2 separate regions of the Homo sapiens genome follow, and region 1 is linked to region 2. Evidence: chromatin contacts called from ENCODE Hi-C data. All regions are on one chromosome and are shown on one strand. The core of a region is the stretch at or near the end of the contact, and the rest is flanking DNA. Distances in the headings are between cores, read along the strand shown.

What was found. A loop is a pair of places that touch in the nucleus more often than their neighbours do. Pooled maps may share reads with other maps.
Region 1: a map with no recorded cell type shows a loop between it and region 2 (5-fold over the local background). The contact joins the enhancer-like site here to the promoter of ARL6IP5 in region 2. A Hi-C loop is called at or near these places in 2 of 37 single-sample maps with no recorded cell type and 3 of 50 pooled maps.

Annotation. Positions count from the first base shown.
Region 1 is chr3:72,162,690-72,166,706 of GRCh38, forward strand. The region is part of intron 2 of LINC00870 (long intergenic non-protein coding RNA 870); the gene reads left to right. Among named protein-coding and RNA genes, the nearest start is that of LINC00870, 13 kb to the left of the region's middle. RefSeq lists enhancers at 55-104, 125-224, 1,225-1,494, 2,005-2,114. Within about 2 kb of position 1,447, at least 4 of the 41 ENCODE cell types and tissues checked have a DNase peak (open chromatin) inside an H3K27ac peak, as active enhancers do.
Region 2 is chr3:69,081,978-69,086,186 of GRCh38, forward strand. ARL6IP5 (ARF like GTPase 6 interacting protein 5) reads left to right here and starts at 2,960. Exons shown (of 3, transcript NM_006407.4): 1 at 2,960-3,246. The coding sequence starts at 3,071. RefSeq lists enhancers at 100-159, 964-1,123, 2,731-3,040.

The DNA.
Region 1 (4,017 bases), core at 197-2,696, 3.1 Mb after region 2:
AATTGGAAAGCTGGCAGGAAGCAAATGGGCTCTTCCTCCTCTCTCTTTGGGTTCTTAAGGAGCACTTTTCTCCTTCTCTGCTTCATTTGCCTGCTTTTTGCTGTAGACCAGCCCCCAGCTCTCTGTTTGCACACCAGAACATGTGACTCCCAAATGCCTCCCCAGCACGGCCACCCCAACCACCCCAGCACAGGCAGCTCCAGCCCAAGTCTATGCACCTTAAAGGTTTAGTCCACGAAGCGACTTGATTTGTAAGTCTGAGCCCTAAGGCCAGGTCACTGGGAGGGAAATCCCATTGGCCCTGCTTGGTCAGGGGGTCACAACCTGGCTACAGATGACTCACTGGGGACTCTGGGAATAATCTCTCTCAAAAGGTAAAGTGGACAGGGACAGAGAAGATGATTAAGAAAGGAATAGAAATCCAGGGGAGGCCAGGCGCGGTAGCTCACACCTGTAATCCCAGCACTTTGGGAGGCGAGATGGGCAGATCACTTGAGGTCAGGAGTTCGAGACCAGCCTGGCCAGCGTGGTGAAACCCCCATCTCTACTAAAAATACAAAAATTAGCTGGGTGTGGTGGTACATGCCTGTAATCCCAGCTAGTGGGGAGACTGACTCAGGAGAATAGTTTGAACCCGGGAGGCAGAGGTTGCAGTGAGCCAAGATCACGCTACTGCACTCCAGCCTGGGCAACAGAGCGAGACTCCATCTAAAAAAAAAAAAAAAAAAAAAAAGAAGAAAGAAAGAAAGGCAGGGGAAAATTGAAAATTATGACAGAGGAAACAATGAGGTGAAAGAAAGGCCCAGTGTCTCAGATCGCCCTGGCTGTCCCCTGAGTTGAGGACACATCTCTTTCCTCCTTCTAAGAAGAGGCCTTGTCACTTTGTTCTTGCTGGCAGAGCTGGAAAGGCTTGAAGGAGACCACCCAGTGAGGTCACCACACAGTCCTCTTTGCTGCCCCCCATCCTCCCTGCTTTATGGTACCCAAGTCAGGGCTGCTGACCAACCACTGAGTGTCTTGACAAGTCTCAGAGAAGAGATGGACAAGGTACAAAAGTCCTCCGGCTGTTCGGCTGGGAATGGGCTCCCTAATTATGTTCTCAGCCCATACGCCCTGTGGCCACAGCTTCCAGTTAACTAGCAGCAGCCAGAGGGGTGGGGCAGGGGCAGACAGACCAGGTTCCAGGTAATTGTGGCCAAGCCGGAGCTGAACACAGAATGTGGAGGGTGTGCTGGCTTCTGGACACCCCAGATTATGGCTCTGGTGTTGTGTCTATATGATGCAACCAGGGTGTGTATCTTCCCCCCAGGGAAAGGCCCTCCCCACTCCAACCACCACCACAGGTGGTGTGGAGAACTTGCTAGATGCACGCAGTATCTTCTTCCTCCTTCTCAGGGGCCCTGCTGAGCCCAGAAGACCTAATTATATTTAGCGGGTTGCAGTTTAGGACTTGCGGTTAGGCAGGAAAGTGTGTGATTCTCCAAGTGTGGTTCCCCCTAATACCTGCATCTGAATCCCCTGGGGAGCTTATAAAAATGCAGCTTTCTGGGCCCCACCTTTGACCTATAGAATCAGAATCTCTGGATTGGTGGGGCCCAGGAGTCTGTACTTTAATAAACTTACTCTCTCCCCTCTGCTGCACATCAATCGTGTGCACACCAGTGATTCTGTTGTACTCAAAAGTTTAAGGACCGAAAATCACTGGCACAGTGGTTAAAAGCTTGGTGTCTAAACTTGGAGCCTGACTCTCTTATTAGCTGGCCCTGTGGCCAAATTAGTTACGATGCTTCATCTCAGTTCCCTCACCTGTAAAATGGGCATAAACACAGCATGCATGTCATAGAGTTACTGGAAGCACTCAGTGCCCTTAGCTGTAAATAGTGAGCACTGCCTAATGATAGCTGTCATGCTTTGTTGTGGTGGAGGACAGAGAGGATATGAAAGCTGTGAAGGCCAAAGACTAGAAGCCAACCCAGACTTAAGTCTAGAGCTGGCGGACTGGGGTGCCAGGGAAGAATGATCTCTGAGCAGAGCACAGCAAAGATGAGATGTCATCCAGGGCAAGGCCCAGAGGAGGTCACGTGCTGTAAAGTCCCTGCAGTGAGACAGCATGGGGCACCTAGGGACGAGAGCCAGACACAGTCAAGGGCAAGAAAGACAGGTAGGCAGGAGCCAGACTGGGAGAGGCCTGGTAGACCAAGGCGTGGGCACTTGATCCTGTGAATGATGAAGGGTCATGTAGGTTACATTTGCACACTGTTACACCTTTAGACACGGGCACCTGAGGTTCTTGCTTAGGGTGTGATTTATAGGGCTCTACCCTGGAGCCCACTGCCTCCCCGACAACCTGGTTGAGGAGTGGTGATACCTAAGGATTCGCCACCTGGAACCTACATCCACTTCTTTATGCATCATGCTTTACATACTTGGAACTCCTGCTCCAAACATCCTGAGCCTACCTTTAGGGTCTGTGCACACCTCTTTCTCTTGTCCCTCTTCCTTCTCCAGGGAGGCTGCTACAGCTTTTGTCCAGCAGGCCAATCTGAGAGGCAACCGTGTGTGTACAGGAGGGGTGGGCAACTCTTGGACTTGCAGTCTGTGGGGTCCACATGCGTGGGGCTGGAGATGGGCCTTGCACCCTCCTTTGTGCTCTTCTCCCAGGTTGCAGTAGGTATCGGGGCAGGACTGCTGCAGATTTGCTCTCTGGCTTGCCAGAAGGGAATGGACTAGGCGAGGCCTCCAGACTCAAGGCCTGCAGACCTGTTATGAGCCTGTTGCCAAAATCCCAGCCAAAGAAAATGGTGGCTTCTGGCTAAGTTGTGGTGGCTAGGAGTGGGGGAAGGTGACTGATTCAAGAACTATTCAGTAGGTGGCCTCATACTGTTCCCTGTCTTGTCTTTGACTGCTCATGGGAACCAATCCACCATTCCACAGGGAGGAGGAGAAAGTAATTTGAAGCTAGCAGGGTTAGATGCAGAAACAATAGGCTTATCCAGACTATACAGAAAAAGGTAAAAGAAAAAAAAATCAGTGACACACAAAAGCTAATACAATATTACCTCACTTGCAGAAGAGCATTGCTGAAAGACAGGACCTCTGGTGCATGGCAAAGACTGAAGAAGAGAGAAGTTGGGGAGGGAAGCTTTGAGTTTATGTGAGACTAAGGCTAGGTAGCAATCTCATGCCTTCTCATTGCTGCCAATGAAAAAATTTTAGCTTGCCATCAAAAAACAGAATTTCTGGAAAACTTATATCCTCCACTATGTGCTTGACAGCTTCCCCATGTTTGAAGACTCTTCTGATAAGATCAGTGTGGATATGAACACATGCGACCTTTTGATATTATGTAACAAAATGTGTCAACATTTGGTAGATCTGCAGAACTCTGTGAACCAATATTTTCCAAATAGTTGATATAATGTTATAGAATCACACATGGGTAAAAGGTCCATTTAAAACACAACATAGACAGATTGATTTTAATATGATAAAATATAAAAGCTCACTGATAGGTTTTCAGATTTCATGTTGCATCTAACCAGTACAAAAACTACCACTTGTTGAGTTTTGGTATAGTATCACAAAGGAATAGCCACAGTTATCTGAAGAGGGTATTAAAATCGTCCTTTCGTTTCCAACTGTGTGAAGCTGAATTTTTAAATACATTTTAACCAAAACAACGCATCCCAATAGATTGAATGAAGAACATATATGGGAATCTGGCTGTCTTCAATTAAGACAGAAGCTGAGGCCAGGCATGGTGACTCAAGCCTGTAATCCCAACACCACCTTGGGAGGCTGAGGTGGGAGGATTACTTGAGCCCAGGAGTTCAAGAACAGCCTGGGCAACATAGTGAGTCCTTGTCTCTGCTAAAAAAAAAAAAAAAAAAAAAAAAAAATTGTGTGGTGTGCACCTGTAGTCCCAAATACTTGGGAGGCTGAGGCAGGAGGATGATCGCTTGAGCCCAGGAGATCGAGGCTGCAGTAAGCCGTGATCGTGCCAGTGTACTCCAGCCT
Region 2 (4,209 bases), core at 1,710-4,209:
TTTCACAGGGGAGGAAACTGAGGCCTAGGGATAGAGTACAGCTAGCCGATGAAGAAGTCTGCAAAGGTATCTGGCCCTGCATCTGCTTGCTTTGAGACTAACAGCCTGACTCACCATGGTGGTATTTTGATAAACGACACCAGGCACTCTCACTGGCTTAGATTGATTGACGGATTAGAAATAGCCATCTGCCCTTGCCAGGAATGAAAGCAACAGAGACATGCAAGCAAAACCTTCAACAGATTTATTTTACTTCAAATGGAACATATCATAAACAATTAGACTATCTGCTATGGTTTTTAAACAGACAGATAGTCTGAATGGTCCTATCTAGACACACCAGTCCCATTATAAAAGCCCCATCAAGCAGGGCTCGGCTTCCCACACCTGTAGTCCCGGCTACTTGGGAGGCTGAGGTGGGAGGACTGTTTGAGCCCAGGAGTTTAAAACCAGCCTGGGCAACATAGTGAGACCCTGTCTCTAAAAATAATAATAAATTAAAGCTCCAGAAAGACCTCTACAGTGAATCTGACCCCTCCCTCCCCGGAATGAACACTAACAAAGAGCTGCTACTAATAGCATTTCAAACAGTTACTGGAAAAAAGTAATGACTCATTACATGTTCATTTTTATTTAAAATAATTTAACAAAGGTAGAAATATTTAGAGAAAAAAAAAATCTCCCATACCCCAAAGAGAGAGACAGGGTTAACATTTTGGGAGGGAGACAGAAGGGAATCATGCTATAAACAGCTTTCTCTGTCTTTTCAGAATTTATTTATTTATGTTTAAACCTCTAAAGAGGTTTAATTCTTTCTTGGGTATCAATTGCCTGTGATCAAGGAGTAATCATATTGTTACTAATACACTCTTGACAGCTTTTGGTCATGCAGTTCTGAGCAGTTGGAAGATAAAGTTCTTAGTTACAGCTTCTAATACTCATAAATCTCACCAACAGTGTGGGGCCCCACTGGAGTTCCCACTCTCATCTTGACCAAGATGATTTACTCAGCTTGCCCACAGTGCTGCCTCTTGACATTCTGAAGCCCTGGGGAATTCCTCCACACCCTCTGACTTCCTGTAACTGAGCACTGAGGCTCAGTGCATCTCTATTTAGCACTCCTCTTACTGTCTCATATTTAACTAGTGTTTCCACTGGATTGCAGAAGTTTTGAAGGCAGAGCAGGATTACATTTTTCTCCTCTTTAAAAAAAAAAAGAAAAGAAAAGAAAAAAAACCCACAGTGCTTTCACAGAGCCTCAAAAGAACTCGAAATACTTGCTGGCATTGTACTGAATATTCTCAACCTTTTCCCCCTACCCAGATACATCCACAACAATAAAGTTGGAGCAAGGTAGAGAAAAGTTAGTAGATGTTTATAATGAAAGCATAGAAAACAAATCAGATTAAAGCACTATTAATAGCAAACAAGAATCGTGGGCTATCCTATTGCTAATAACAATAATAGTAACATATAACTGTGAACCTTTATTATACACTAAGCATTTCCTATACATTCCTTCACTTAGCCTCGTCTATATGGCAGATGTTCCATTATCCCCACTTTACACATGAAGACACCGAGGCTGGGAGAGATTAAGTAGTTTCTCCAAAGTCACCTGCCAGAGAGGAAGGAGCTGCGACTCTAATTTTGCTTTCTCTGACTTCACACCATCCCATTTTTCCAGAATCAAGAAAACATGAGCACTCAGGAATATTTTCACATTTTAAACTTTATTCAAAAAGCAGCACATAAGATATATCTTAGCACTAATTCCATGCAATCACCAAATTTTCCTAAACAACAGTAGTAGTAGTAATTTCTTAGAGTCGCTGTAAGCTCCTTAACTGTCTTCTGAATTAATAAGGAAAATTAAATTATGTTTTCTAGACTTTGCATTAGTATATTTCATTACTTTCCAAGTTTTCAAAAATTGGTGATCTGAGTAGAGTGAATTCACCTTGTCTAAGCCACTTAGGGGCTTAGAGACTCTGTTATCTTAGAAATCTTCACCTTAGAATTCTACCTATTACATTATACAATTAAACAAACTACTTTTTTTCTCATGCATTGTACCAATCAGCCCCTTAACTGAAAAAAGATGACCCTTGGAAGCTTAGAAGAGAATTGACAACGAATACTTCTTTTGCCAGGTCTTTGGGCTGGGATACAAAACATCACGTTATCTATGAATATATTGTGGTCCCTCAGTGAAAGCTGTCACCAAATATTGCAATAAAACTAAGAAAACTTTTGAAGTGGAATGCATATTTCTGCCCAGAAAATGCTGGATGCAGAACAACTAGTTCACTGCAGACAACTGTTTGCTTTAAAATGTAAGCAACATGCCCAGCTCAGGACTGAAGTGGCCAGAGTGCCTACTTTATCAGAATGGCATAGCAGTCCAACAATTTAGCCTAGAGAGAACAGAGGTGGAGAACAAAGAAGAGAAGTGAAAAAAACAGACCAGCCCTTCTGTTCTACATGACCTTCTTTCCCGTTTTGCCAATCTGATTTCACACATAGTGACTCATGGTGAAACAGAGAAAACATGGGAATTGCATTCAGATGTGTAGAGGTTAGTAAGACTTAGTTTTCAAAAGCAGCTCATTCTCCATTAACACTGTAGTCGCCTTCCATTTCATTTCACTTAGATTGGCATCTGCACAGCTGCCAAAATTTTTCTCTAAGTCAGAGAACACACTCCTAGGTAAACCTTCAAAAAAGGTATTTCGAAGGAGGCAGCTTCTCTGCTGCTAGAGAAGGCATTGCCACCTCCCTTCAGACAGGGGATTTCCGCTAGTTGCTTTCTGTCATTTCGTCTCTATTCTGCACTCAGTCCCTTGTTCTGTCTGGAGGTTCCTGTTTTCCTGTACCCAACCAAGAGCCAATGAAGAAGTAAAGAGGAGCAAACACGCCCGCCCACTCCCAATTTCCTTTGCTCTGCTGTCTGCCAACCGCAAAGCCGACCGAGACGGAGCCGCTGTCAACTCTCCAACTCAGCTCAGCTGATCGGTTGCCGCCGCCGCCGCCGCCAGATTCTGGAGGCGAAGAACGCAAAGCTGAGAACATGGACGTTAATATCGCCCCACTCCGCGCCTGGGACGATTTCTTCCCGGGTTCCGATCGCTTTGCCCGGCCGGACTTCAGGGACATTTCCAAATGGAACAACCGCGTAGTGAGCAACCTGCTCTATTACCAGACCAACTACCTGGTGGTGGCTGCCATGATGATTTCCATTGTGGGGTAAGTGGGGTCCCCCTACCCGGGACACCGATCCGGGGCGAGCACGGAGGGGCCTCGGGGTGCAAGATCCCGGGATGTAGAGACGCTCTCTGACCACGCTCAGCGCCTGCCCTGGCAATTCTGCAAGCGGCCAAGCCAGTGGAAACTTGTTTGCAGGGCGAGGCCGCAGTAACCTGGGGCCCCATTTTCTGCACCAAGGGCTGAGACTTGAGGGGGGCCCTAGGGGAAAGAGGACGGGGAAAATTTGCCAGCCGCAGGGAAGAAAAATGAGAGTTCCCCCACCCCCCTGCCCCCGCCCGCGTGCCAGGATCGGGCTCTTGCTGGAAAGATATTTGTAGCGCCCTCGTCTTTTAAAAATAAGAAGAAAAAGGAAAGTGGTGTAACCCTACCCTGGAGCTGGCTGGGGCGGCAGGGTGTGGACCCGGGCTAGTGTAAAAAGGGCAACCAAGTGGCGACGCACTTTGCTGCTTTCTCTGCCTAATGCCTGCCACACTGTACAGTAAAGCTGAGCTTGGGATCAAAAGGGGGGGTGTCTCCTGGTGGCGCATCTCCCATTGTGGGGTAAAGGCTGCCATGACTGTGGGAAGATGGCCTTCTGGCATTTTCTTCCAGCAGTGGCCAGGCGTGGTCACTTTCTCTGTCTTCGCTTCCTAGCCTGAGGTTTCAATGTATCAGAAGGCCTTTTCAATACCTGATACTTAACAAAGTATCCTGTGTTGAGACTGCATGTACACCTGCTTTCCTAGAAACCACCTTTCCTTCTAGTTCACCCTTTAAGAAATGCTTCTCTCGCTTATGCAGGATGGGTGGTGATATTCTCAATCTTGCTGATTATCTCCTACACATCTTTAAAGAAAAAGCCACCCTCAGACTTTATAAAGGACTCACTTGCACTTAAATGTCTGACATTTCTATTTCAGGGCAGACGTAGAGGGAAGAAGCAGCAAGCTGGCTTGGGAGAAA